2 separate regions of the Homo sapiens genome follow, and region 2 is linked to region 1. Evidence: read pairs that join two places in POLR2A ChIA-PET (ENCODE). Cell type or tissue: PC-9. All regions are shown on one strand. Each heading gives the region's core, and the rest is flanking DNA. Links, peaks and the distances in the headings are about the cores only.

Region 1 (15,014 bases), core at 2,409-10,408:
AGCACTGGTGGCTGTGTGTCCAGTTCTGACCCAGAAGGATGCATAGTCCTTGAGCTTCCTGAGGGAAAGTCTTCAAGAGTGCCATGGTTTGGGTTAAAGCAATCAGTGAGTACCCATGGGAGGTATTTGAGATGGATCTGTTGACCGGCTAATGAAGCACAGGGCAGGCTGGGACAATCTAGCATGGTCCACCTGTGTTACAGACGGGAAGTTGAGGCCTGGTATTGTGGTTAACTCTATACACATCCGTCTTCCCTGCTAGCCTGGGGCTCCTAGAAGACAGGAACAATGCCTTCTGCAACCTCAGTGCCCAGCATCTGGCTTGATACATCACAGATGCTCAAGAAATGTGAGGAGTGGTTGCTGCGGCTCATGCCTATAATCCCAGCACTTTGGGAGGCCAGGATGGGAGGATCGCTTAAGGCCAGGAGTTTGAGGCTGCAGTGAACTATAATCGCACCATTTCACTCCAGCCACGGGCAACAGAGCAAGACTCTGTCTCAAAAGAAAAGAAAAAGAAATGTTTGGGCCGGGTGCAGTGGCTCACACCTGTAATCCCAGTACTTTCGGAGGCCAAGATGGGCAGATCACGAGGTCAGGAGTTAGGCCAACATGGTGAAACCCCATCTCTACTAAAAAATACAAAAATTAGCTGGGTGTGATGGCGCACGCCTGTAATCACAGCTACTCAGGAGACTGAGGCAGGAGAATCGCTTTAACCTGGGAGATGGAGGTTGCGGTGAGCCAAGATCGCGCCATTGCACTCCAGCCTGGGTGATAGAGCGAGACTCCATCTAAAAAAAAAGAAAAAAAAAGACATGTTTGATGATGGAAAGAACGAAGCATTCTCCAGTTTCAAATCACACTCCTATACCTTGACCCCCATCATAGGCACACACACCAAAGCAAACAGAGATGGTTTCTGCCCAGACCACGCCTCCCTGGGGCTTTCTTTACAAGGCTCCCTCTACACACAGAGCCTATGGGCTGAATAACACCAGAGATAAGTAACATCATGATTGGCGATAAGTGCTTTCCTGGAGATGACCTCATCACAGCCTCCTGCCAGTCAGCAGGGCAGGGACTTTTATTGCCTTGGCTCAAAGGAGTACACTGAAGCCCAGAGAAGGCCAGGGCCTTGCCCAGGACGGGTGGGCACTCCAGCATGGGTGCCTCCTTCCCCAGGTGCCTCTTACCTGTGGTCCCAGCCAGGTAGCCTTTAACAAGCTTTCTGAGTAGACACGTGACTTGGCCAGATGGCCAGAACCTGCCCCCCCCAACCCCCCGCCCGCCTCCTGCCCCCCCGGCCCCCGGCCCCCGCCCTGCCACTTCCTGCCCTTGCTTTCCTGGGACACAGCCAAGTGCCACTTGGAGAAGCAGGCATGGGGGAGGGGAGCATGCAAGCCCTACAACAGTCCACCTGTGGCCCTAAGAAGCTGTCCTTCCCTCCCAGGCATAGCCACGCGTATCGGGAGCTGAGAGCAGGGAGGGGTTGGGGGTTGAGGAGAGGGCAGGTACAGAGGCTCCAGGCATAGAGCAGACACAGGGCAGGGGAAGAAGCACAGAGCTCACGCAGGGCTAGGGGACCCAGGTGTGAAGGAGAGGCCAGAAGGATGTCCTTGGGGATCAGCCAGTAGCTCAGCACAAGTGGAGCTGGAGAGAGATTTGTTGATGCTTTGTTGATGCCAAGAGACCGTTGGCTCAGTCCCACCCACCTGCTGCGGGAAAAACACCAGCAAAGGCAAGGTGCTTCTCTCCTCTCCGCTCCAGCTCCCATAGCCCTAAGGCAGAGGAAAACAAGGAAATTTACCTCTAGGCCTGCATCTGGCCCTCTTCCCAAAGCCCGAAGATCTTTTACAGGAACACCTTATAAGACATCTGCCATTCATCACCTTGGTTTTGGGGTCAGAGAGTACAGGGTTGGCACTCATTTATTTTCTTTTTCTTCTTTATAACATGCACTGTGTGATTTTGTGCTGACAGAATTGGATCACGTGCTTTTTTTTGTTTTTTGTTGTTGTTTTTTGTTGTTTTTGTTGTTTGTTTTTTGTTTTGAGACAACACGATCTCTGCTCACTGCAGTCTCCACTTCCCGGGTTCAAGCAATTCTCATGGCTTAACCTCCCGAGTAGCTGGGAGTACAGGCGCACACCACTACGCCCAGCTAATTTTTGTAGTTTTAGTAGAGACAGGGTTTCAGCATGTTGGCCAGGCTGGTCTCAAACTTCCAGCCTCAGATGATCTGCCCGCCTCGGCCTCCCAAAGTGCTGGGATTGCAGGCGTGAGCCACTGCGCCTGGCCACACCTGCTGGTTTCTATCAAGGATAAAAACCACCAGATCAGCTCACCCATCTCTGCCCACCCCATAAACCATCTTTCCAGCCCAGGAACCATCTCTGAGCCACAGCTTCCTCCTTTGTAAAAATGAGGATGTTGCACCCCCTCCAGGATCAAAAACAAAAACAGACGTGAAATGAGATGGGGATGTGAAAATGCTTCATGAGCCAAAAAGCTCAGGACAAAAGCTGGGAAGCTGTGTATCCATAAGCCATCCTACCAGCCCTGTGACCTTGGAGAAGCCAATTCCATCTCTGAGCCCCAACTTCCTCCTTTGTACAATGAGAACACTGGGGCCCACTCCCCAGTCTGAGATACACATGAAATGAGAGAAGGAAGTAAAAATGCTTTGTGAGCCAAAAAGTTTAATAACAAGAGGAGGGAGCAAAGTTCCGTACGCAAAGCAGCTGCTGCGCAGTTCGGATCCTGATCATAACAGGTGGGAGCTAGGACTTTTCAGACCCCTGTCCCCAGAGTTCCAGGGGCTTGGCCAAGTCCCCAGTTGTTTTGTTTTGTTTTGTTTTGTTCTCTTTTTTTGAGACGGAATGTCGCTGTCACCCAGGCTATAGTGCAGTGGTGCAATCTCGGTTCACTGCAACCTCTGCCTCCCAGGTTCAAGCGATTCTCCTGCCTCAGCCTCCCGAGTAGCTGGAACTACAGGTGCTCGCCACTACGCCCAGCTAATTTTTGTAGTTTTAGTAGAGACAGGGTTTCAGCATGTTGGCCAGGCTGGTCCCGAACTTCTAGCCTCAAGTGATCTGCCCTCCTCAGCCTCCCAAAATGCTGGGATTGCAGGCGTGAGCTACCCCGCCTGGCCCCAAGTCCCCAGTTGTAACACACACACATGCAGCTTGCCCTGAGTTCAGCTCCCTGGGAGTCCCTAGCAAAGGGGCAAAAACAAAGTCTCCCTTCTAACCCCAAGCTCCCGCTGGCATCTGAGCCCCAGGGCCAGTGATGGACCACTGTCCTGCAGCCAAAAAGATCTCTGTGAGCTGAGCAGTCTAGCTCCCAGAGCCCGTACTCCACGTCTTCTGGGAACAGGAAGACTAAAGCCAGGGAAGCCAGTGTATATTAAATTGATTCCTAGGGCGGACACAGTGGCTCACACCTGTAATCCCAGCACTTTAGGAAGCTGAGGTGGAAGGATCACTTGGGCCAAGAGTTCTAGACCAGCCTGGCCAACATGGTGAAACCCCGTCTATACTAAAAATTAGCTGGGCATGGTGGCGTGTGCCTGTGGTCGGGAGCTGCTCGGGAGACTGAGGTGGGAGAATCGCTTGAACCCAGGAGGCAGAGGTTGCAGTGAGCTGAGATCACACCACTGCACTCCAGCCTGAGCGACAGACCAAGATCCTGTCTCTTAAAAAATAAAAAACAGTAGGCCGGGCACGGTGGCTCACGCCTGTAATCCCAGCACTTTGGGAGGCGGAGGTGGGCGGATCACGAGGTCAGGAGATTGAGACCATCCTGGCTAACATGGTGAAACCCCATCTCTACTCAAAATACAAAAAATTAGTCGGGCATGGTGGTGGGCACCTGTAGTCCCAGCTACTTGGGAGGCTGAGGCAGGAGAACAGCGTGAACCTGGGAGGCGGAGCTTGCAGTGAGCCGAGATCACGCCACTGCACTCCAGCCTGGGAGGCAGAGTGAGACTCCAACTCAAAAAATAAAAAATAGTAAAGGATGGAATTTTTTTCTTTCTTTAGGCAACAAGATCCTATTTCTTTCTGAAGTCCTTGAGCTCAGATTGGAGTCCTGGCACCAGGCTGAACAGGAGAGTCCCTGGCCCTCAGCCTGACCGCCCACACCAGCGGACCATCCACCCCCTCGGCCTGGTGCTGGGTGATGGCAGGCCTGGCTGACCAGTCTGGCGAGACTGGCTGAGCGGGTGCTGCCCCCAGGTTGGGCACCACGTGGGCCGTGGGTGGGGGCGGTGGCCACCTCTGGGGTTTCTTCTAAGGAAGAGAAGAAAGACCATACTGATGCCTCCTGGCTGGAGTCCCAGGGTCTGGCACTTCTGGTGGCAAGGATGGGGAGAGGGGCTGAGCAAAGGGAGGGGACTCGGTGAGAGAGCTTAGTTAGAGAGACTCAGAAGAGATGACTGTGTGAAGGGGAGGAGGCTTACACAGGGGACAGGACTTAGAGGACCGTTGTTAAATTACTTTACCCCAAATCGGTGCATCGATTTCAGTTTATGTCTGTCAGTTTCAAAACACCTGGCCAGGCATGGTGGCTCATGCCTGTAATCCCAGCACTTTGGGAGGCTGAGGCAGGAGGATTACTTGAGGCCAGGAATTCAAGACCTACCTGGGCAACATAGTGAGACCCTTTTTCAAAAACAAATTTTTTTTTTTAATTAGCCAGGCATGGTCGCATACACCTGTAAATCCCAGCTATTCGGGAGGCTGAGGCAGGAAGATCACTTAAACCCAGGAGTTGGAGGCTACAGCGAGCCATGATCATGCCACTGCACTCCAACCTGGGTGACAGAGCAAGACCTCATCTCTAATAAATAAATAATTAGCAAGCCCGTATTTACCGTGACCTTCAGCATTCCCACCATCCTACCCAGCTGTCCAGCCCTTCACAGGCCATTCCCCCACTTCACAGGGAGGTCCATAAACCCTCCTTCCCACCCACCTCCCCGACTCCCTCCGGCTCCCGCCTCCTCACTTCAGGGCAGTCCTGTCTCTACTGGATTTTACTCCAATTTCCCAGAGGCGAGGGAGGAAGAGGACCTAAGGGCGGTGGAATTCCTGAAGACCCTCTAATCTGATGGAGGAGTCAATCCTCTCCAGCCCCACCCCTCCCTCTCCCCATTCAGGGCAGCCTCCTCCTGCCAGGCACCTCTGCCCTGGCCTCTCAGGGAGCAAGCCAGCCAGTAAACCATGTTTTGAGCACCTGCTTCGGGGCCAGGCACTAACCTAAATGCCTTCGGATAACATTGAATAACAGGAAGTCATTTTATCTCACTGCAAAACAGTGCAGGGGCATCATTGTTGTTCTCTTGTTTTTGTTTTTAAGACATGAAGTCTCGCTCTGTCACCCAGGCTACAGTGCAGTGGCACAGTCGTAGCTCACTGAAGCCTCAAACTCCTGGGCTCAAGAAAACCTCCACCTTCAGCCTCTGGTGTAGCTGGGACTACAGGTGTGCACCACCACACCCAGCTAACTTCTTATTTTTTTGTAGAGACAGGTTCTCCCGATGATGCCCAGGCTGGTCTCGAACTCCTGGCCTCAAGAAGTGATCCTCCTGCCTCAGCCTTCCAAAGTGCTGGGATTGCAGGTGTGACCATGCCTAGCCCATTCCCATCTTAGAGATGAGAAAACTAAGGCTCTGGGAACTGATGTGACATTCCAGGGCCACCAGAATAATGGCAAGACTGGTATCCACACCCTGCCTAATGTCTGATTCTGGGGCTCATCCTCTACCCCTACTCTCCTATTTATTACTCTTCGTCTTTTTTTATTCCTTCATTCTTTCTGGAAGGACATGCTGAGCGCACTGGGCCAGGCCCAGGGCTGGCATGGAGCTCATCAGGGTGTAATCAGGCCAGCCTGAATTTAAATAAACAGCTCCCACGCAGGGAAAACAAGCTCTGTGTGAGCACTGGAGAGTGAAAAATCAACTCTACCTGGGGCACACCAGGCAGGATTCCTGGAGGAGGTGGCAGGTGGAGAGGAGACCTGAAGGGTGAGTAAAAGCTTAGAGACCTATGAAGAGGAGAGAGCTCTCGCAAAAGGAGAGTAGCAGGGACAAAAACGGGTGTGTGTGTGGGGAGGAAGTATCTGTGGAAAACTCAACTTGAGGAGTCGGAAGCCAGACAGGTGAGGGAATAGGGCTGGAAAGTAAGTTGGGAGCATCGGTGTGGGCCTCAAGGGCGCAACCCAGGAGCTTGGGTTAATTGGAGGGAGAGTCAGGAGGGTGGCCTTGCTGTGGGCTGGGTGATGGAGGACAGAGGAGGTAGGGCTTCACTGGGAGGGTGTCCCTGTCTCAGGACCAACCAGGACTCCCAGAGAAGCCCCCCTGGTCCCAGGCCAGGACAGGTCTTGTCACCAGTAGGCAGAGCAAGGAGCTGGGATCGTCCTATCCTGCTTCCTCTTGGAATATCGGAGGATGCCAGAACACAGAACCCAGAAGCCGGGCACACCCCTGAGGATGACGGTTTACAGAGAAGCTGTCTGCTTCTGTGACACACCAAGAGGCTGAGAGAAACCCGCACGCTGACCAGGAGACTCCTAGGTCGGCAGCCCATGAGTCAGCAGTGACAGAGCCAGGGACAAAACCAAGGAATCCGGGATCATCAGCACCATCTCACCCCATTTCGGGGTGACTCAGAGATCGTATTATCCCTCCCGGCACAGAGGCCCCAGGCCTGGCCTCTCTCCTGCCCTGTGTCCCCGCCCCATCTCTCCCACGTCTCCCAGCATGGATGGGTGGACACCAGCCACGCCCTCTCCTGTCACACACAGATACTAATCTCTTGCCTTCTCAGAGCCCAAGAAGTCCAGCTGCCAGATCTTTGCCCTATTGCCAGGTGTACCTACTGACCCAGCCCTGCCGGAGCCCTCATTCCCTGCCAGCTCCCATGTCTGGATCATCTCAGGCCCCTGGAAGGGCACACCCCTCTCTGACCTGTCCCCTCCCCTGGGGAGCAGGAGGCAGGGTGGGGCCAGGAGCAGCCACACTGGTGATTAGGTTTGAGCTTTGTAATTTTTCAATTTTTTTTTTTTTTTTTTGAGGCAGAGTCTTACTCTGTCACCCAGCCTGGAGTGCAATGGCGCGATCTCCACTCACTGCAAGCTCCACCTCCCAGGTTCAAGCGATCCTCCTGCCTCAGCCTCCAGAGTAGCTGGGACTACAGACGCCCGCCACCATGCCCGGCTAATTTTTGTATTTTTAGTAGAGACAGGGTTTCGCCATGTTGGCCAGGCTGGTCTCAAAATCCTGACCTCAAGTGATCCACCCGCCTTAGCCTCCCAAAGTGCTGGGATTACAGGCGTAAGCCACCACGCTCAACTCAATGCTCTTTTTATATCAGGGCGTAAGCATTGTGGCTTGAGCTTTTGAAGTGTGCTTCAGCGCTCACCCACAGCACTCATCTCCCACCTCTTTTCCTCCCTCCCTCCCTCCCTTTATGCTTTCTTGCTTCTCTCCAACTGAGCAGGGGGAGTGTGGATGCCCAGGGGCCTGCCAGCTGCCACCCAGTTGGTGTCACTACCCCCCCAGCATCAGTCTCCATCCCCATGTCCCCATACAGGCTGGCTCTCCTCACCCACATCCGTGCAACAAGCATCCATGTTTATTTTCTTTCAGTCAATTTCATTCCCATTCTTTGCCATCTCAGCAGGCTGGCAGAGAACTCACAGTCAGTCCTTCCTGTAGCTCCCACTCTGACCTGGATATATGCGGTCCCAGGACATCAGGAAGGGAAGGCCCTCACTTGTCCCATCAGCCATTGCCAAGCTTTGGCTGCCATAAAAACCTCCAGGCTTCAGTTTGTGTGATGTCTTCAGGGCCTGGGGCTCACTGGCCTTGCAGTCACACTGAGGAATCAGAAATCACTGGTGGGACCAGACGAGGTGGCTCACGCCTGTAATCCCAGCACTTTGGGAGGTCCAGGTGAGAGAATCACTTAAGGTCAGGAGTTCCAGACCACCCTGGGCAACATAGCAAGACCCTGTCTCTACAAAAAAAAAAAAACAATTTTTTTAAAGATTTTAGGCCGGACGTGGTGCCACACAACTGTAATCCCAGCACTTTGGGAGGCCCAGGTTGGTGGGTCACTTGAGGTCAGGAGTTCGAGACCAACCTGGCCAACGTGGCGAAACCCCGTTGCTACTAAAAGTACAAAAATTAGCTGGGCGTGGTGGCATATGCCTGTAGTCCCAGCTACTTGGGAGGCTGAGGTGGGAGAATTGCTTGAATCCAGGAGGCGGAGGTTGCAGTGAGCCAAGATCACGCCACTGCACTCCAGCCTGGGCAACAGAGGGAGACTCCGTCACAAAAACAAACCAACCAACCAACAAAAAATTAAAATAGTTGTTATTGGGGTCTTTGTGAATAAAACAAAAATAAAATGGAGGCCGGGTGTGATGGCTCATGCATGTAATCCCAGCGCTTTAGGAGGCCGAGGTGGGCAGATCACAAGGTCAGAAGTTAGAGACCAGCCTGGCCAACATGGTGAAACCCTGTCTCTACCAAAAATACAAAAAATTAGCGGGGCATAGTGGAAGGCACCTGTAATCCCAGCTACTCAGGAGGCTGAGGCAGGAGAATCACTTAAACCCGGAGGCAGAGGTTGCACTGAGCTGAGACTGCACCACTGTGCTCCAGCCTGGGCAACAGAGCGAGATTCTGTCTCAAAAAAATAAAATAAAATGGAAAAAAAAAGAAGAAACAAAAAAATCTGTAATCCCAGCACTTTGGGAGGCCAAGGCGGGTGGATCACCTGAAGTCAGGAGTTCAAGACCAGCCTGGCCAAATGGTGAAACCCCATCTCTACTAAAAATACAAAAATTAGCTGGGCATGGTGGCGCACGCCTGTAATCCCAGCTACTCGGGAGGCTGAAGCAGGAGAATTGCTTAAACCCAGGAGGCGGGGGTTGCAGTGAGCCGAGATCGGGCCACTGCATTCCAGCCTGGGCGACGAGCAAAACTCTGCCTGAAAAAAAAAAAAGTGTTTTTTTTAGTTTAAAAGAAGTTTTTAAACTCCAAAAAATGTATGCAGATACTTCTGCCCTCATGGCGGGGAGAATAACATGAGTATGGGCTGTACAGGGTGACTTCGTTCCAAGGGGTGCAGCACAGGAAGGGTAACATTACAGCGGAGAAAGCTGGCAATCACTGCCCCAGCCAGGAGATCAAAGTCAACATCAGTAGTTATTTGTCATGCTAATAATCTATACTCGTGATAGAATGTAAAGCAAATGGCACTTTACCTGTGATCTTTCTCCTAAAAACCCATAATCCTAATCTAATCATGAGAAAAACATCAGACAAATCCCAAGACAGGAGCATCTGCGATATAGCTGACCAGCACTCCTAAAACCTGAAGATCGTCATAACAAGGAAAGGCTGAGACACTGTGGCAGCCAAGAGGAGCCGTCGTTACGTGATGACTAAATGTCACCTGGTGTCCTGGGTGGGCTCCTGAAGCAGAAACAGAACACTGGGGAAGAGCCATAGAAATCAATATATGTAAACGAATGCAAATATGTGTAAATAAATGTAAATAGTATGTAAGTAAGTGTAAATTGTATGTAAATAAATGTGATATGGGATCCCAGATGAGATCCTGGAACAGAAAAAGACCATTAGATAAAAAACTGTGTGGCTGGGCAAGGTGGCTTACGCCTGTAATCCCAGCACTTTGGGAGGCTGAGGAGGGAGGATCACTTGAGGTCAGGAGCTCGAGACCAGCCTGGGCAACATGGTGAAACCCCGTCTCTACTAAAAGTACAAACATTAGCCAGATGTGGTGGCGGGTGCCTGCAGTCCCAGCTACTCGAGAGGCTGAGGCAGGAGGATTGCTTGAACCCGGGAGGCGGAGGTTGCAGTGAACTAAGATCACACCACTGCACTCTAGTCTGGGTGACCGAGCCAGACTCTGTCAAAAATAAATAAATAAATAAACAAAAAAACCTGTGGCAATCCATATAAAGCATACACTTCAGTTAATAACATTGTATCAATATTGATATCAACATTGGTTCATTAACTGAAACAAATAGGCAGTATTAATGTAAGATTTTAATAGTAGGAGAAAGTGTGGGGATACACAGAACTCTGTATGATCCTCTCAATTTTTCTATAAATCTGAAACTGTTCTTAAAAATAAAGCCTGTAGGCCAGGCCCAGTGGCTCACGCCTCTAATCCCAGCACTTTGGGAGGCTGAGGCAGGCAGACCACCTGAGGTCAGGAGTTCGAGACCAGCCTGGCCAGCATGGTGAAACCCCGTCTCTACTTAAAATACAAAAAAAATTAGCCAGGCGTGGTGGCAGGCATCTGTAATCCCAGCTACTCAGGAGGCTGGGGCAGAAGAATTGCTTGAAACTGGGAGGCGGAGGTTGCAGTGAGCCGAGATTGTACCACTGCACTCCAGCCTGGGCAACAGAGCGAGACCTGATCTCAAAATAATAAATAAATAAAAATTTAAAAAATAAATTAAAAAATAAGAGCTGGAAGAAAGAAAGAAGAGGCCGGGAACAGTGGCTTGAGCCTGTAATCCCAGCACTTTGGGAGGCTGAGGTGAGAGGATCTCCTGAGGTCAAGAGTTTCAGACCAGCCTGGCCAACATGGTGAAACCTCGTCTCTACTAAAAATACAAAAATTAGCCAGGCGTGGTGGCACTCAACATAGTTCCAGCTACTCAGGAGGCTGAGGCACAAGAATCACTTGAACCTGGGGGGTGAAGGTTGCAGTGAGCCAAGATCGTGCCACTGCACTCCAGCCTGGGCAACACAGCAGACTCCATCTCAAAAAAAAAAAGGAAGAAAGGAAGGAGGGAGGAAGGGATGAAGGAAGGAAAAAGGGAGGGAGGCAGGGAGGAGGGAGAAAGCAAGGGAGGGAGAGAGAAAGGAAAGAAGGAAGGGAAGGAGGGAGGGAGGAAATCAAAGGAAGAAAGGAGGGAAGCTGAGCCCCAGCCTCACCTCCTCTAGGGAGACTTCCTGGCTTCTGCTTGGGCAGTAAAGGGGCATTGAAGGAGCCAGCGGGCAGGACTCAGTACTCAACGTTGCTCAAGTTCCAGAACCTCTGGTGGAGAATGTCCTGTTCATAGGAGATGCATGCTGAAGTTCTGGACAGTCAATTGTCATGATGTATTCATCTAGCTTTCAAATGGTTCAGGAAAAAGCGAAGTGCGTGTATGTAGGGAGAGAAGAGATAGACTGCAACCATAGTAATGTTAGCGTTTGGTGAACTGGAGCAAAGGGCATCTGAAAGTTCACTGGACTATTCCTGCAACTTTTCCGTAGATTTTTTTTTTTTTTGAGATGGAGTCTTGCTCTGTTGCCCAGGCTGGAGTGCAGTGGTGTGATCTCGGCTCACTACAACCTCTGCCTCCCAGGTTCAAGTGATTCTCCTGCCTCAGCCTCCCGAGTAGCTAGGATTACAGGCGCCCACCACCACGCCTGGCTAATTTTTGTATTTTTAGTAGAGACGGGGTTTCACCATGTTGGCCAGGCTGGTCTTGAACAACTGGTCTCAAGTGATCCGCCCACCTCGGCCTCCCAAAGTGCTGGGATTACAGGCTCAAGCCACCGCACTCAGGCTTCTGTAGCTTTTTAAGTTTTTCTTTTTTCCTCTTTTTTTTTTTTTTTTTTTGATACAGGGTCTCACTCTGTTGCCCAGGCTGGAGTGCAGTGGCGCCATCTTGCCTCACTGCAACCTCAACCTCCCCAGGCTCAGGTGGCCCTCCCACCTCAGCCTCCTAACTGAGACTACAGGCACATGCCACCACACCCAGCTAATTTCTGTATTATTTGTAGAGATGGGGTTTTGCCATGTTGGCCAGGCTGGTCTTGAACTCTTGGGCTCAAGCAATCCACCCACCTTGGCCTCCCAATGTGCTAGGATTACAAGTGTGAGCCACTGCGCCCAGCCAGCCTGGTTTTAAGTTTGCAAAATAAAAACTGGAGAGAAAAATTAAGAAGGGGAGAGTCAGGTGAGTGAGTAGGAGGAACTCACCTCCTAGGTGGAAAAACATGTGGCAAAGGCCCGGAGGCATGGGAGAGCTGGGGTAGGACCTGGGGCCTGGGAGGTGTGGCTGAAAGAAGGTGAGAGAGGGCAACTGGAGGTGGAGGGGCCGGTGCTATGGTTTATGGTTTCCATATTTGTCCACTTGAAATCTCATGTTGAAATTTTTTTTCCCGAGATGGAGTTTTGCTCTTGTTGCCCAGGCTGGAGTGCAATGGCGTGATCTCGACTCACTGCAACATCCGTCTCCCGGGTTCAAGTGATTCCCCTGCCCCAGCCTCCTGAGTAGCTGGGATTACAGGCATGCGCCACCACACCCAGCTAATTTTTGTATTTTTAGTAGACACAGGGTTTCACCATGTTAGTCAGGCAGGTCTCAAACTCCTGACCTCAGGTGATCCGCCCACCTCGGCCTCCCAAAGTGCTGGGATTACAGATTTGAGTCACCTCACCCAGCCCAGTGTTGAAAATTGATCCCCAGTGTTGGAGTTGGATCTGGTGGGAGGTGTCTGGGTTCTGGGAACAGATCCCTCATGAACGGCTTGGTACCATTCTTGCAGAAGGGAGCGAGTTCTCACTCTTAGTTCCTGCAAGAACTGGTTGTTGAAGAGAGCCTGCCACCTCCTTGCCCCACTCCCCACCAACTCTCTCTACCTTCTTCTGTCATCATGTGATCTGCAAACACCTTTGGAAACTTCCTGAGGTTCTCACCATAAACGGGTGCTGGCTGGGCGAGGTGGCTCACGCCTGTGAATCCAAAGCTTTGGGAGGCCAAGGCTGGGGAGGATTACTTGAGCCCAGAAGTTCAAGACCAGCCGGAGCAACGTAGTGAGATTCCATCTCAAAAAAAAAGGACATTTTTTAATTAGCCAGGTGTACCAGTGCACACCTATAGTCCCAGTTACTTGGGAGGCTGAGGTGGGAGGATCACTTGAGCCAAGGAGTTGGAGGCAGCAGTGAGCTAGGATCTCACCACTGCACTCCCACCAGGCAGCAGAGTGAAACCTTGTCTCTCATAAAGAGGCAGATTTCGAGACCAGCCTGGCCAACATAGAGAAACCCCGTCTCTACTAAAAATACAAAAATTAGCTGGGCGTGGTGGTGAACACCTGTAGTCCCATCTACTCAGGAAGCTGAGGCAGGAGAATTGCTTGAACCCAAGAGGTGGAGGTTGCAGTGAGCCCAGATTGCACCACTGCACTCCAGCTCTGGAGGAACAGAATGAGACTCTGTCTAAAAAAAAAAAAAAAAAAAAAAAGCAGCAGATGCTGGCACCATGCGTCCTGTACAGCCTGCAGAACCATGAGCCAAATACACCTCTTTCCTTATAAATTTATCCAGCCTTGGGGGGAAGGGGGAGGGATAGCATTGGGACAAATACCTGATGTAAATGATGAGTTAATGGGTGCAGCACTCTAACATGGCACGTCTACATATCTAACAAAGCTGCAGGTTGTGCACATGTACCCTAGAACGTAAAGTATAAAAAAAAAAAAAACCTTATCCAGCCTCAAGTATTCCTTTATAGCAGCACAAAAGGGTCGAAGTCATCCAGAGAAGCCAGAATCTTCAGGGTGAGATGCTGAGAAGAGCTTCAGTGCAGGTGTGCCAGCCCAGGGACAGTGCGGGGACGGCAAGGGGACAGAGGCAGCAGACGATCAGCTCAAGGCAGGATGGACCTGCTTCCTTGCCTGGCTTCCTCATCCAGCCCATCCTTGCCCAGGCCCCAGAGCTACCCAAGGGCTGGGTCATACCAGCGAACACACACACAAGGCTCTCCCTGTCCCCATGTCCCCAGCTCCGTGACCACCAAAGCCACAATTCCCTGCTCTCTCTCCAGCATCTGACCCAGCACCCTGTACGTCTGGCTTCACCGCTTTTGGGGATGTGGCATTCCCTGTCCCATCTAACATCACCATGGATGAGTCTGGTCCAAAATGACCTTCCCAATTATTTCCCTTCTCTGTGTTCTGGATGGACTGGGGAGAGATCAGACCTTTTTATCTTGGAGGACAAGGCCAGTAACAATTATTTATTTATTTATTTATTTTTATTTTTGAGACGGAGTTTCGCTCTTGATACCTGGGCTGGAGTGCAATGGCGTGATCTCGGCTCACTGCAACCTCCGCCACCCGGGTTCAAGCAATTCTCCTTCCTCAGCCTCCCGAGTAGCTGGGACTACAGGAGCACACCACCACGCCCAGCCAATTTTGTATTTTTAGTAGAGACGGGGTTTCTCCGTGTTGGTTAGGCTGGTCTCAAACTCCTGACCTCAGGTGATCCGCCCACCTCGGCCTCCCAAAGTGCTGGGATTACAGATGTAAGCTGCTACACCCAGCTCTTTTCTATTTTTTATTTTTTAGAGACAGGGTCTTACTCTGACACCCAGGCTGGAGTACAGTGGTGCGATCATAGTTCACTGCAGCCCTAATCTCCTGGGGCTCAAGTGACCATCCAGCCTTAGCTTCCTGAGTAGCTGGAACCACAGGTGCATGCCAACATGCCCAGTTAAATTTTTTTTTTTTTTTTTGGTAGAGGCAGGGTCTTGCTATGTTTCCCAGGCTGGTCTTGAACTCCTGGCATCAAGTGATCCTTCCACCTTGGCCTCCCAAACTGCTGGGATTATAGACATAAGGCACTACACCCAGCTCTTGTTTGTAGTTTCTCTTTGTAGTGATGAAAATGTTCTAAAATTGACCGTGATGATGGTTGCACACCTCTGTGAGTATCCTAAAAGCCATTGAAATGTGCATTTTGAAAGGGGGAATTGTATGATATGTGACTTCTATGTCAATAAAGCTGCTTCAAAAACAATAATTAGCACTTCTCGAATGCCTGTCCAATGCCAGGCTGGCCCCCCACAGACACTATTAACCCGCAGGACACAGAAGCTTGGTGGATTAAAGTGACTCACCCAGAGTCACACAGCTAGTGGAGTTAGAATTTGAACCCAGAACCACTGGTAAACAGTTATAGCTC
Region 2 (15,014 bases), core at 4,026-12,025, 220 kb after region 1:
CCAAGGGCAAGAGCCTGGGGAGAGGTCAGAATTAGAGACTGGGAGGGGAGGTGGAGGCCTGGAAGAGGACACATGTTGGTGGTCAGAAGTGAACCAAGGGTGGTTCTCTGCAATGAAAGTGGGTAGTGCCTAGCCTTCTGAGGCAGAGGACCCAAGGCTCTAGGCCCCTGGCCTGCCAGTCTAACCAGGACTTTCTTTTTTTCTTTTTTTTTTTTCTTTGAGATGGATTCTTGCTCTGTCACCAGGCTGGAATGCAGTGGCGTGATCTCACTGCAACCTCCACCTCCCAGGTTCAAGCGATTCTCCTGCCTCAGCCTCCCAAGGAGCTGGGACTATAGGCATGTGCCGCCATGCTCGGCTAATTTTTGTATTTTTAGTGGAGACGGGGTTTCACCATGTTGGCAGGCTGGTCTTGATCTCCTGGCCTCGTTATTCACCCACCTAGGCCTCCCAAAGTGCTGGGATTACAGGTGTGAGCCACCGCACCCAGCCCTAACCAGGACTTTCTGGAGGCAGCTCACTCTCTGTGGCCTATGGCCCCACAATCCATTCAGCAGTCTTTGCAAGTGTACCTATGGGGCTCCAGAGGAACCCAGAGAAGGTGTGGGAGGTTGGATTCACAGTGCCCTGTAGAGGAAGATCAGGCTGGGTGAGGTGGCTCAAGCCTGTAATCCCAGCACTTTGGAAGCCCGAGGCAGGTGGATCACCTGAGGTCAGCAGTTCGAGACCAGCCTGGCCAACATGGTGAAACCCCGTCTCTACTAAAAACACAAAAATTAGCTGGGCCTGGTCGTGGGCGCCTGTAATCCCAGCTACTCAGGAGGCTGAGGCAGGAGAATCGCTTGAACCCAGGAGGTGGAGGTTGCAGTGAGCCAAGATCACGCCATTGCACTCCAGCCTGGGCAACAAGAGTGAAACCCTATCTCCAAAAAAAAAAAAAAAAAAAGGAAGATCTAGGAGGCTAGAGCATCATCCGAGAAGACTTCCTGGAGGAGGCAGCATGGGCACTTAATCTGAACGTCAAAGGCCAAGCAGGATTTCGCAGGGTGTCACTTGAGTCCCAGTCCCCTGGGGTGAGGTGGGGGATGAGGAAGCTGGGTGCCCCTGACCTGGCCCCCTTCTCTCAGATGTGAAGCGGAGGAAGAGCCCCGTGTGTGGCTTCGTGACCCCCCTGCAGGGGCCTGAGGCTGATGCGCACCGGAAGCCGGAGGTAGCTGGGTTCTGGACCGCCTGCCCACCTGCCCACCTGCCCACCCACCAAGACCAGCCCCTGCCTCCTGTAGCCTTGCGCTGAGCAGACAGGGATGGGGTGAAGGGTGGGAGATGGGTGTGCGGTGCTCCCCTCTCTACTGATCCCCCTCCCCCGGCCCCTACCCCAGGCCGTGGTCCTGGAGGGGAACTACTGGAAGCGGCGCATCGAGGTGGTGATGCGGGAATACCACAAGTGGCGCATCTACTACAAGAAGCGGGTCAGTGGGGGAGGGCCAGGGAGGCCCCAGAGCTTTCCTCCTGCGGCTGCCGGCTACCGCCCGCCTCGGAAGATCCCTGGAAAGGGGATCCTGACCCCCGAGCTTGCGCCCCTCGGGCCCTCCATTCAGTCCCGGGCCGACAGCGCCACCGTGTGGCCACAGCGTCTCCTAGCGGCCTCCTTACCTAGGGGTCGGGTGAGCTCCTGATGGGAAATGGGGGATCTCATCGCTTGTGAGTAGAGGAGACTTTGGGGGGAAAGTGATGGAGGATGGGGCAAGGGATCCGGTGTCCAACTCTGTGTGTCCCTGCAGCTCCGTAAGCCCAGCAGGGAAGATGACCTCCTGGCCCCTAAGCAGGTGGGTGCTCTGTAAGTCCAGCAGGCAAGGGCATCCCTTTGCCCCCCAAGTAGATGGGAGGCAGAGTTGACAGTTTCCGCCTCAGTGGGCAAGACAGTGGCTGGGCATGAGGGTGGAATGTGGGATGTTACTGCCATCCTGTGGTTCATTTGTTGAGCTCTTCTCTTCTTGGGGGGTGAGGGTGAGGTGGTGAGAAGACCCCAGGTCATTGAGCAAGTGGTGGGAGGCATGGGAGAACAGAGGGACCAGGCCGGGCGTGGTGGCTCACGCCTGTCATCCCAGCACTTTGGGAGGCCGAGGCGGGTGGGTCATCTGAGGTCAGGAGTTCGAGACCAGCCTGGCCAACATGGTGAAACCCCGTCTCTACTAAAAATACAAAAATTAGCCGGGCATAGTGGCGCATGCCTGCAATCCCAGCTACTCAGGAGGCTGAGACAGGAGAATCGCTTGAACCTGGGAGGTGGAGGTTGCAGTGAGCTGAGATTGCGCCACTGCACTCCAGCCTGGGCAACAGAGTGAGACTCCGTCTCCAAAAAAAAAAAAAAGAAAAAGAAAAAGAAAACAAACAAAAAAAAAAACCAGAGGGACCAAAGAACTGGGGTCCCAGACAGGAAAAAATCTAAAGAGCAGGAAGGGGACCCCTGTATCTGCATCCTGGTCTATCTCCTGGGGGAAGTTCTTAGAGGCCAATGGAGTGATCTTGGCCTTTCAAGCAGCAAGCTAGGTCCACTAGGGAAAGGTGACAGAGGTGTGAACAGACAGACCCTCTGTCCTGCTGACCACTTGACCCTGGAGAGGGGTGATATGGAAGATCGGGGCAGTGGGAGCTCTCTAGCGGCTGCTGACGGCTCTGTCTCCCTAGGCGGAAGGCAGGTGGCCGCCGCCGGAGCAATGGTGCAAACAGCTCTTCTCCAGTGTGGTCCCCGTGCTGCTGGGGGACCCAGAGGAGGAGCCGGGTGGGCGGCAGCTCCTGGACCTCAATTGCTTTTTGTCCGACATCTCAGACACTCTCTTCACCATGACTCAGTCCGGCCCTTCGCCCCTGCAGCTGCCGCCTGAGGATGGTGAGGGTCTGAGAAAGGGCAGGGGAGAGGGGTGAAGGCCTGTGAGATTCCAGGAGGCCAAGGGAGGGATGGCTGGGGATGGGGGTGGGGACCCTGCTCCTCCCTGCCTGCTGCTGCTGATGTCGCCACTGCTGCCTCCAGCCTACGTCGGCAATGCTGACATGATCCAGCCGGACCTGACGCCACTGCAGCCAAGCCTGGATGACTTCATGGACATCTCAGGTGGGGCGAGCCCCTCCCCAGGTCGGGTGGACGGGCAGGGTCTGTGTGAGGAAGGCCGATGAGCCCATCCCAGGCCCCTCTGGGAGGGCTGATAGTCTGGGTCGTTTCTTTTTTTCTGTCTTTTTATTTATTTATTTATTTTGAGATGGCATCTCACTCTGTCACCAAGGTTGCAGTGCAGTGGTGCCAACCTCTGCCCTCCAGACTCAAGTGATCCTCCCGCCTCAGCCTCCTGAGTAGCTGGGACTACAGGTGTGCACCACCAAACCCGGCTAATTTTTTTTGTATTTTTGGTAGAGATGGGTTTCACCATGTTGCCCAGACTGGTCCCAAACTCCTGAGCTCAAGCCATCCTCTTGCCTTGGCCTCCCAAAGTGCTGGGATTACAGGCATGAGCCACCATGCCTGGCAGGTCTGGGTGGTTTCTGAGGGTTCTTCCTGGTCTCCTTTTGTCCAGCTGGTGTGGCCTCCAATGGGGGCAGGGCCCAAGAGAGTACCTGGCCAGGGAACCAGGGGCTCCCAAGAAAGCAGTGAAGGCTGGGACTCTCTCAGGGGAGAGAAGAACTTTGAATTATTTGGGTCTATTTATTTTTCACACAATGCATTTTAAAACTATTTGCTAGGCTGGGCATGGTGGCTCACACCTGTAATCCCAGCACTTTTGGGAGGCCGAGTCAGGCAGATCACCTGACGTCAGGAGTTCGAGACCAACCTGACCAATATGGTGAAACCCCATCTCTACTAGAAGTACCAAAATTAGCTGGGCGTGGTGGCAGGCACCTGTGATCCCAGCTACTCAGGAGGCTGAGGTGGGAGAATTGCTTGAACCTGAGAGGCAGAGGTTGCAGTGAGCCGAGATCGCGCCACTGCACTCCAGCCTGGGTGACAGAGCAAGACTCTGTCTCAAAAAAATTAAAATAAAAAATAAAACTATTTACTAGAGAACATTTCAAACATGCACACACTAGTAGAGAAAGAGTAGCTCAGCAAAAACCTCCCAAGTCACCATCACTGATGTCACCGACTTATCAACTCTTGGCCAGTCTTTTATCCGAGAACATTCCTTCTCTTCTGTTATGTTTCTATTTTATTTTATTTTAATTTAATTTATTTTTGAGACAGGGTCTCATTCTGTTGCCCAGGCTGGAGTACAGTGGCACAATCACAGCTCACTGCAGCCTCAACCTCCCAGGCTCAAGTGATCCTCCCACCTCAGCCTCCCGAGTAGCTGGGACCACAGGCACGCACCATTATGCCTGGCTAATTTTTTTTATGTTTTGAAGAGACAGGGCCTCCCTGTATTGCCCAGGCTGGTCTAGAACTCCTGGGCTCAAGAGATCCTCCCACCTCAGCCTCCCAAAGTGCTGGGATTACAGGTGTGTGCCACCGTGCCCAGTGCGTTATTTTAAAGAAAATCCCAGGCATGCATCATATCTTGTAAAGCTTTTTTTTTTTTTTTTTTTTTTTTTTTTGAGACGGAGTCTCACTCTGTCACCCAGGTTGGAATGCAGTGAGTCCATCTCAGCTCACTGCAGCTTCCGCCTCCCAGGTTCAAGCGATTCTTGTGCCTCAGCCTCCTGAGTAGCTGGGATTACAGGCATGTGCCACCACACCCAGCTACTTTTTGTATTTTTAGTAGAGACGGGGTTTTGCCATGTTGGCCAGGCTGGTTTTGAACTCCTGACCTCAAGCGATCCTCCCACCTCGGACTCCCAAAGTGCTGGGATTACGGGTGTGAGCTACCGCGTCTGGCCTAAAGCAATTTTTGTAAGTCATGAGTGTCCCTGCCTCCCTCTCCTGACCACAGGGCCACCAAGTTACTGATTCCTCAGTGTCCTCCCAGAGATGCTCCTGTCAGTAGAAGCACATGTGGACAAATGTCTCTGTTTTCACAATTGACTTTCCAAGTGGCCTTCCTCACTTCGCTGTAGGTCTTGCAGGTTATTCCCGATAGCCACACATTTAGGGACCCCCGGAGCTATGTGCGGGCCAGGTAGATATCCAGGCTCAGCCCGTCTCATCGAAGCCCCTGGGGACAGAAAGAGGGTCCCTGGGATAAAGCTTAGTCTTAGTGACCTCCTAATTCCTTCCCCACGGGGTCCTGGGCCTGTCAATCAAGAGGTGGAGGCCTATGGGGCGGGAACTAGGGAATGAGGAACCACCCCCACCCCTGTTCCAGTCCCGGGAGGGGGTGGGGGCTGCCCAGGGGCAGAAGTGTGCATGGCAGTGCCCTGGGAGCAGGCCAGCCTGGGAGGGCAGCGGCCCTGTCTGGGCACACAGCGCCCGGCCACAGGTAGGAGCCCAGCCACCCCCACCTGGGGTCTGGGCAAGACCAGCAGGGACTGGGGCTAGGAGGCGATGTCTGGCAAGCCCGGGTGGCTGCTGGCGCATGGGGGAAAAAGTGTGGGCCACACAGAGGAGGTGGCTCGTGTGGCCCTCTCTTATCAAACATTCCGTGTACCCAGAGGGCAGAGCGCACTGGTACCACCAAGACGGCAGCTCTCGTTGCCCCCAAGAGCCTCCCACTGGGGAGGTCTGGCTGGAAACCCAGGGAGGGGACCAGAACTCTATGGAGGCAGGAGGCTTAGTGAGGGGTGCTCAGGGAGGCAGCCAGAGGCAGAGGAGCTCAGGGAGGGGATGACAGGTCAGGTCCGTGGAGGGGACAGAGGCTAGGGAGGGACTTGGGCCCTGGTGAGCAGCTCGGGCTGGGAAGCAACTTCTCTCAAGGCAGGGTGGGGACAGGCCTGGGCAACGATGGTAAGCGGGTGGCTGGTGACTCAGGGATGAGAGGGCCTTGCGGCCCCATGACCCCTGCCCGGGACCCAGGGAGTGGGCAGCAGCTGTGAGCAGGGAGGAGCCCTAGGCCCTCAGCGGCCTGGGGCCAGGCACAGCATGAGGCTGATTCTAGAGCCAGGGCCTCGGGGACCTAGTGACAGGAACTGTGGACCCTGGGAGATGGGGGAGCAGCAGTGACCACTCGCCATCTCCCACCTGGTCCCCCTTTTTTTGAGATGGAATCTTGCTCTGTTGCCCAGGCTGGAGTGCAGTGGCATCATCTTGGCTCACTGCAACCCCCACCTCCCGGGTTCAAGCAATTCTCCTGTCTCAGCCTCCAGAATAGCTGGGACTACAGGCGCCCGCCACCACGCCTGACTAATTTTTGTATTTTTTTTTTTTTTAGTAGAAACGGGGTTTCCCCTCATTGGCCAGGCTGGTCTCGAACTCCTGACCTCAGGTGATCCGTCCACCTCAGCCTCTCAAAGTGCTGGGATTACAGGCGTGAGCCACCGCGCCTGGCCTGGTCCCCCTTTTAAAGAAAGGCAGCAGGGGGGCCTGTAATCCCAGCTACTCAGGAGGCTGAGGCAAGGAGAATTGTTTGAACCTGGGAGGCTGCAGTGAGCCGAGATCGTGCCACTGTACCCCAGCCTGGGCTACAGAGCGAGACTCCATCTCAAAAAAAAAAAAAGAAAGAAAGAGAGAAAGAGAGAGAGAGAGATGAAAGAAAGAGAGAGAGGGAAAGAAAGGAAGGAAGGAAGGAAGGAAGGAAGGAAGGAAGGCAGGCAGGCAGGCAGGCAGGCAGGCAGGCAGGAAGGCAGGCAGGCAGGCAGGCAGGCAGGTGGACAGCAAGAAGACACCGTTTTGCCATGAGGTTAGACACGCGGACAGGCACAGAGCAGACGCACGTGCACCATGCTATCATGGCAGGACAGGTTCACATGGCCTCAGACGGAGCGACAGACACCCAGAGGGTAGGCAGAGGCTGCGTGCAGACCCCATGCTGAGACTCCAGGGTTCAGCGACTGCAACACACAGGCTCTGCACCCTCCTGCAAAGCAAAGCCACTGACGACACACAGGGCCGGGCGCGGTGACTCACTCCTGTCATCCCAGCACTTTAGGAGGCCAAAGCAGGAGGATCGCTTGAGCTCAGGAGTTTGAGACCAGCCCGGGCAACATGGCAAAACCCCATTTTTGCTAAAAAATACAAAAATTAGCTGAGTGTGGTGGTGCATGCCTGTAATCCCAGCTACTCGGGAAGCCGAGGCATGAGAATCGTTTGAACCCAGGAGGTGGAGGTTGCAGTGAGCCGAGATGGTGCCACCGCATTCCAACCTGGGTGACAGCAAGGCACGGTGGCTAACTTCCTCCCCTCGCCCTGCACCCCTTTCCCACCCTGGCATTCTCTCTGGGCACCTCCTTTCTGTACCAGCAGATCAGGGAAAGGGAGCCACCAGGGGATGGGAAGGGGGACTTCCTGAGCTAAGCCTGGTGCTGTGCAGGGGAGGGGACTGCTTCCTGGGGTTCCTGTTCACACCCACAGTCCCCTGCTGTCTCCCACGCAAGCTCATTATAATCCCAGCACTTTAGGAGGCTGAGGCAGGAGGATGGCTTGAGGCCAGAAGTTTGAGACCAGCCTGGGCAACATAGCACGATTCTATCTCTGGGGGATGGGGTTGGGGGTGAAGACACAAACACACACACACACACACACACACACACACACACACACACTTGACCCTGCAGTGGGTTCTGGGTTTGGGGTGACCTTATCTAACTGACTCCTGGTCTCCTTGGAGGTGGCTCCTGGGAGGCAGACTTGAGCAGCTCTCCTGGCAGGGGGGTGGGAGGGAAAAAACTGGGAGCTGGGGCCCACCCAGGTCTGTGGGGAGTTGTCACGGTGGGGTCGGAACTGCCCAGACTAAGAGGCCTCAGGAGCTGGCACGGATCACAGGCTGGTCAGGGTCAGAGAAAGGTGCCCGGAAGGGAGCGGGTGGGCGGGCGGCGCCCAGGCCCGGGATGTGGTCAGGCCGTGGCCAGCTGCTTCCCAAAACCAGAATAGCCCAGGACTTACACAACCCGCACCCCAAACAATCCGCTACTGCCTCCCCCAGCTCTCGCAGGCTTCCCAGACCCCTTGCCCCACCCCACTCAGAGCCCACCCTTAGGCCCCTCTCGCCCCCACCCCACTCAGAGCCCACCCTTAGGGCCCCTCTCGCCCCCACCCCTTTCGGAGCCCAGCCTTAGGCCCCTCTCGCCCCCACCCCACTCGGAGCCCACCCTTAGGCCCCCTCTCATCCCCACCCTACTTGGAGCCCACCCTTAGCCCCTCTTGCCCCCACCCCACTTGGAGCCCAGTCTTAGGTCCCCCTTCACCCCCCCCCCACTTGGAGCCCACCCGTATCCCCCTCTTGCCCACACCCCACTCAGAACCCACCCTTAGGCCCCTCTCGCCCCCACCCCACTCAGAGCCCACCCTTAGCCCCTCTTGCCCACACCCCACTTGGAGCCCAGCCTTAGGCACCCCCCTCACCCCCATCCCACTCAGAGCCCACCCATATCTCCCTCTTGCCCACACACCACTCAGAGCCCACCCTTAGGCCCCTCTCGCCCCCACCCCACTCGGAGCCCAGCCTTAGGCCCCTCTCGCCCCATTACACTCTTCACCCCACTCCTAGGCTCCACCTGTTGACCTTCCAACAAACCAAGCTTGTCCCGGACCCAGTGACCTCACGTTCCCCCTCATCTCCAACTCACCCTCTTGAACTTCTGCCACCCTGGGGCCCCTCCCATGCCAGGCCTCCTCCCCTAGCACCGTACCCCTTTTCCACCCTGGCACTCGCTCTGGGCACCCCCTTTCTGCACCTCCAGCAGATCAGGGAAGGGGAGCCACCAGGGGGTGGGGAGGGGGACTTCCTGAGCTAAGCCTGGGGCTGGGGAGGGGAGGGGGCTCCTTCCTGGGGTCCCTGTTCACATCCACAGTCCCCTGCTCTCTCCCACGCAAGCTCATTCCACCCAAGACGGTTGCTGCTTCCCCTAATCGAGACAGAAACCCTCCCAGTTTCACAATCTTCTGTGGAAGGGACCCCCACCCTCTGCCCGCCAGTCCCCATGTCCCCACCCGCCAAGGCTGGGGACAGGCCACTCTCCTCTCAGCTGTTTCCCAGCCATAGCCCTGGCCCTAACTGCTGTTGCCCTGTGTGTCTGAATTACAGATTTCTTTACCAACTCCCGCCTCCCACAGCCGCCCATGCCTTCAAACTTCCCAGAGCCCCCCAGCTTCAGCCCCGTGGTTGACTCCCTCTTCAGCAGTGGGACCCTGGGCCCAGAGGTGCCCCCGGCTTCCTCGGCCATGACCCACCTCTCTGGACACAGCCGTCTGCAGGTGAGCTCACCCCACCCCGTCCAGCCCTGTGTAGCTCACTTGAGAGCTGTTCCTGCCCTGTTCATGTCCAGGAGGTATCAGACACTCCCTGAGTGCCCAGTCTTCTGCTTGGAGATTGGAGGGAAAGAAAGACCCCATCTCTGCCCTCTGGGAGGGACCCCGTGAAGCAGAACTGGACAAAACGGTTGTGGGAGAAAGCTAAGGGCATGGAGACCATGGAATGGGCTCCACCAAGGGCCAGTTGCTTGTGGAAGGCTTCCTGGAGAAGGGGAGTTTCTGGGCCTTAGAGAATAGGTCAGCTTTGGACAGAAGGGACTGGCTGACCTCAAGCCAGATGGGAGAACAGCAGGAACAAAAGCTTCGAGGCAGAAAGCTGAGCGTGGATGTTTAGGAAACAGTGAATCTACCATTTTGGTTCATCAATTCCCCATATGCAATTCTTTTTTTTTTTTTTCTTTGAGACAGAGTCTCACTCTGTCGCCTAGGCTCGAGTGCAGTGGCATGATCTCGGCTCACTGTAACCTCCGCCTCCCGTGTTCAAGCGATTTCCGGCTTATTTTTGTATTTTTAGTAGAGACAGGGTTTCACCATGTTGCCCAGGCTGGTCTCAAACTCCTGACCTCAGTAGTCCGCCCGCCTCGGCCTCCCAAGGTGGTGGGATTACAGGTGTGAGCCACCACACCTGGCCCCCAGGTGCAGTTCAGAAGTTGCTTCCTGCTGCTTGGTTATAGGCCTTTTCCCTCCATCATCAGACTTTTCAGGTGCTAATTCTAATCGGTTGCTGAGGGGTGTCTCTCCTCCATCAGACAGTGAGCTCCTTACTGAAAGGGTTATGTTTTGCTCACCACTGCATTCTCTATACCTAATACAGCTCAGGCACATAACAGCACTCAGTGAATGGTTGTCCAATGAGTGAGTCAGTGACTGAATGAATGAGCAAGTGTGCAGATGAATGGGCGTGCTGGTGAATGGATAGATGCATCTTAGACTGCGGTGGAGGCACACGTGGGTTGGTGGATATATGGGTAGGTGAGTGGTTGGGTGGATGGGTGGGCTGGTGGATGGATACATAGATGAATAGTTTAATGGATTAGTGAATGGGTTCATTGGTGGTTAAGTGGCTGGAAATGTATAGATGGTGGATGGATGGAAGGATTATGGATGGGTTGGTGGATGAATGATGGAAGTATAGATGGTTGGATGGATTAGTTAATATGTTAATATCTGGTAGGCTGGTGGAGAGAGTGGTAGATGAGCTGGTTCATAGATTGATAAATAGGTAGGTGAATGGATGGAAGACGGATGGATGGAGAGATTGGTGGATGAAGTAGTAGATGGACAATTGATGAATGGATGGGTGGGTTGGTTAGTGGATGGATTGGTGAAGTTAGTGGATGGATGATGAAGGAATGGTAGGTTGGTTGGTGGATGGATCAGTGGACAAGTTAGTGGATGGATGGATGATGAATGGATGGGTGAGTTGGTTGGTGGATGGATTGGTGGACAAGTTAGTGGATGGATGGATGAATAAGTTATTTGGGAGACAAATGGACGGGCAGGAAGATTGATGCTCCGCTGTTCCTGCTTTTTGCATAAATGTACTCGACTCCCTCCTCTCATTGTAATTTCCCTGCTGCATGTATATGTTCGCACACCTGTGTGTGTTGGAAGGCAGGGCTCATTTCTCCTATCTCTCCCCAGGGCCCCAGTCTAGAGTTTGGCCAGGGCAAGGCAGGGCAGGGGAGGCCCAGATGGCTGCCAGGGGCAGCTCTCTCCCCTGCTCTCTGAGTGTCTGTCTGTCCCCCCAACCAGGCTCGGAACAGCTGCCCTGGCCCCTTGGACTCCAGCGCCTTCCTGAGTTCTGATTTCCTCCTTCCTGAAGACCCCAAGCCCCGGCTCCCACCCCCTCCTGTACCCCCACCTCTGCTGCATTACCCTCCCCCTGCCAAGGTGCCAGGCCTGGAGCCCTGCCCCCCACCTCCCTTCCCTCCCATGGCACCACCCACTGCTTTGCTGCAGGAAGAGCCTCTCTTCTCTCCCAGGTTTCCCTTCCCCACCGTCCCTCCTGCCCCAGGAGTGTCTCCGCTGCCTGCTCCTGCAGCCTTCCCACCCACCCCACAGTCTGTCCCCAGCCCAGCCCCCACCCCCTTCCCCATAGAGCTTCTACCCTTGGGGTATTCGGAGCCTGCCTTTGGGCCTTGCTTCTCCATGCCCAGAGGCAAGCCCCCCGCCCCATCCCCTAGGGGACAGAAAGCCAGCCCCCCTACCTTAGCCCCTGCCACTGCCAGTCCCCCCACCACTGCGGGGAGCAACAACCCCTGCCTCACACAGCTGCTCACAGCAGGTGAGGGCCAGCAACGGGGAGAGGAAAGCCTGGGGAGGGAGGCCAGGGGGTGGGGAGGACAGGGGGTTTTGGGAGCAGAAGATGAAGGTGAAGGGGCAGGTCCAGTTCAAGGGACAGAGTGGCAAGGAATGAGGGATGTGGGGCCTGTACCTAAAAGGGGTGTGGACTCTTGGGAGGGGCAGGATGGGGTCTTGATAGATGCCGGGGGTGGGCCAGCCCCAGTAGCCTCACGGTTCTGCCCGTGCACAGCTAAGCCGGAGCAAGCCCTGGAGCCACCACTTGTATCCAGCACCCTCCTCCGGTCCCCAGGGTCCCCGGTAAGATCTCGGGCACTGGGCGGTGGGGCTGTGCCCACGGCCTTCAACCCGACTCTCCGCCCTTCTCCACCCCAGCAGGAGACAGTCCCTGAATTCCCCTGCACATTCCTTCCCCCGACCCCGGCCCCTACACCGCCCCGGCCACCTCCAGGCCCGGCCACATTGGCCCCTTCCAGGCCCCTGCTTGTCCCCAAAGCGGAGCGGCTCTCACCCCCAGCGCCCAGCGGTAAAGAGAGGGGTTGCAGGGATTGGGGGAATCTAGGGGATGAGGGGAAGAGGAGGAAGAAGAAGGGGACTGGGTCTGGGGCCAGATGAGAGGAAGGGGGCAATGGGGACCCTTTCCCCTGGGTCGGTCTTTCTGTGGGTCTGTCTGTCCCTACCACAGGCAGTGAACGGCGGCTGTCAGGGGACCTCAGCTCCATGCCAGGCCCTGGGACTCTGAGCGTCCGTGTCTCTCCCCCGCAACCCATCCTCAGCCGGGGCCGTCCAGACAGCAACAAGGTGGGCACCATCCCCCACCCCAAGATCGGTTTGCTACCCCCAGGCCCTCCTGGGCTCCTTCCTAGGCTCACCCAACTCTCTGCTCCCCGAGACCGAGAACCGGCGTATCACACACATCTCCGCGGAGCAGAAGCGGCGCTTCAACATCAAGCTGGGGTTTGACACCCTTCATGGGCTCGTGAGCACACTCAGTGCCCAGCCCAGCCTCAAGGTGAGCCCCGGGCCCAGGCTGGCACCCCCAAAACCACAGGGCCCCTTTCTGGACCCCCCCCACCCAAAACTCAATTGCAGGGGAGTGCTCCAGACACTCTTGCCTCCTCCCATCCCAGTGCCTCAGTGGGTCCCAGGGTACAGCCTCTAGCACCTGCCTGAGCCCCCCTGGTGGCGTCTGCAGGTGAGCAAAGCTACCACGCTGCAGAAGACAGCTGAGTACATCCTTATGCTACAGCAGGAGCGTGCGGGCTTGCAGGAGGAGGCCCAGCAGCTGCGGGATGAGATTGAGGAGCTCAATGCCGCCATTAAGTAGGCAGGGTCCAGGCGGGTGCTGGGACCAGGGGGCCATGCCGCCTTACCCCCAGCCCCTGACCCCTGCCCTGCCCCCAGCCTGTGCCAGCAGCAGCTGCCCGCCACAGGGGTACCCATCACACACCAGCGTTTTGACCAGATGCGAGACATGTTTGATGACTACGTCCGAACCCGTACGCTGCACAACTGGAAGTTCTGGGTGGTATCCTCCCTCAAGCCCATGGCTGGGGGGCTGCAGGGGCTGTGGCAGGGTGAGACCAGGCTGGGCCTGGGATGGAGGCCTAGCTCTCCAGGCCGGGCAGGCTCAGAGCTGCTCCCAGGTGACAGGCTCTGGCTCTGCCCCCTGCTTCCATGCCCTGGCCATCTTGGCCAGCAAAATTGCCCAGGGATGGGGGGCTGGGAGCAGAGAGGGAAACTGAGGGAGGAGTCCTTGGGTAAGGGGAGCCTTGGCCCTGACCTCAGGAAGCCCCGAGGGCAGTTTGGGAGAATCTGAACTCTGGAGTGAGGACTACAGAAGACTTGGAATCCACTCCCTGATCTGGCTCAGGGGTCAAGTTCTTGACTGAGCCCAGGCAGGGAGCTCAGGGATGGGGGATGGTTCAGCACACAGTAAGGGCCGTGGAGGGGCAAGGAGGAGGGGACTGAGAGGCAGAGAGCTGGGAAGGTCTTGGCAGGACAGAAGTAGGGACTGCAAGCCAGGTGCGGTGGCTCACGCCTGTCATCCCAGCACTTTGGGAGGCCGAGGCAGGTGGATCACTTGAGGCCAGGAGTTCAAGACCAGACTGGCCAACATGGCAAAACCCCATCTCTACTAAAAATACAAAAATTAGCCAAGCGTGGTGGCATGTGCCTGTAATCCCAACTACTCGGGAGGCTGAGGCAGGAGAACAGCTTGAACCTGGGAGGTGGAGGTTGCAGTGAGCCAAGATTGTGCCACTGCATTCCAGCCTGGGCAGCAGAGTGAGACTCTGTCAAAAAAAAAAAAAAAAAAAGTCCGAGCACAGTGGCTCACGCCTGTAATTCCAGCACTTTAGGAGGCTGAGGTGGGTGGATCACGAGGTCAGGAGTTCGAGACCAGCCTGACCAACATAGCGAAACCCCGTCTCTACTAAAAATACAAAAATTAGCCAGGTGTGGTGGCGCACACCTGTAATCCCAGCTACTCAGGAGGCTGAGGCAGGAGAATTGCTTGAACCTGGGAGGCAGAAGTTGCAGTGAGCTGAGATCGTGCCACTGCACTTCAGCCTGGGTGACAGAGCGAGACTCCGTCTCAAAAAAAAAAAAAGAAGAAGTAGGGGCTGCAACATGAGTCATTGGGGTTCAACGTTAGACAGTGTCCAGGCCCTTTCTTCCCCTGGTTTGAACTGGGCATCAGGGCTCCACGTGGTGTGGGGGGACCAGCTGGACCACAGGCAGCTCCTTGACCTGGGCCCAGTTCAGCATCCTCATCCGGCCTCTGTTTGAGTCCTTCAACGGGATGGTGTCCACGGCAAGTGTGCACACCCTCCGCCAGACCTCACTGGCCTGGCTGGACCAGTACTGCTCTCTGCCCGCTCTCCGGCCAAGTACGTGAGCCATCTCCCTGCCTGCTAGAGGGACCCAGCCTCGGGGGTGGAGGGAGCATTCCACCCTGCTTAGATCCCACATCCAGCTTGCCATCAACACAGCCTAGGGTTGTGGCCACCCCGCATCCCCCAGATGGTCCTCTGGCCACCAGACGCCTGTAGACAGAGGTTCTAGGAGGGGGTGACAGTCTTGCCAACTAATACCTCCCCCTATCCCTTTGGTTCCACATCCAAGGGTAGGGCCCTGACCCCAGGAAGTGTCTGTCTCTCTCTCTCTGTCTCCCACCCAGCTGTCCTGAACTCCCTACGCCAGCTGGGCACATCTACCAGTATCCTGACCGACCCGGGCCGCATCCCTGAGCAAGCCACACGGGCAGTCACAGAGGGCACCCTTGGCAAACCTTTATAGTCCTGGCCAGACCCTGCTGCTCACTCAGCTGCCCTGGGGGCTGCTTTCCCTGGGCACGGGCTCCAGGGATCATCTCTGG

The links. ChIA-PET counts read pairs that join two places held together with the same protein. Peaks named below come from ENCODE experiments on the same cell type or tissue, not always from the same donor. Only the 100,000 strongest peaks of a DNase experiment are listed, where the experiment ranks them.
Region 2: POLR2A ChIA-PET joins it to region 1 with 11 read pairs; 3 of 35 experiments call an interaction of 5 or more read pairs at or near these places.

Annotation. Positions count from the first base shown.
Region 1 is chr7:73,814,380-73,829,393 of GRCh38, reverse strand. No RefSeq gene overlaps it. Among named protein-coding and RNA genes, the nearest start is that of CLDN4, 9.1 kb to the left of the region's middle. RefSeq lists enhancers at 901-1,195, 744-1,391, 1,392-2,039, 5,943-7,142, 8,937-9,515. In PC-9, for the core only: no CTCF peak of the experiment used is centred there; DNase peaks (open chromatin) are centred at 4,233 and 6,743; H3K27ac peaks cover 5,843 bases.
Region 2 is chr7:73,593,786-73,608,799 of GRCh38, reverse strand. MLXIPL (MLX interacting protein like) reads left to right here. Exons shown (of 17, transcript NM_032951.3): 3 at 1,128-1,210; 4 at 1,380-1,469; 5 at 1,782-1,826; 6 at 2,689-2,890; 7 at 3,032-3,112; 8 at 9,105-9,274; 9 at 11,087-11,618; 10 at 11,868-11,935; 11 at 12,011-12,161; 12 at 12,321-12,436; 13 at 12,528-12,647; 14 at 12,831-12,958; 15 at 13,040-13,163; 16 at 14,397-14,526; 1 more. The coding sequence ends at 14,935. Among named protein-coding and RNA genes, the nearest start is that of TBL2, 23 kb to the right of the region's middle. RefSeq lists enhancers at 678-1,261, 5,647-5,941, 5,434-5,970 and silencers at 5,647-5,941, 6,667-6,961. In PC-9, for the core only: no CTCF peak of the experiment used is centred there; no DNase peak of the experiment used is centred there.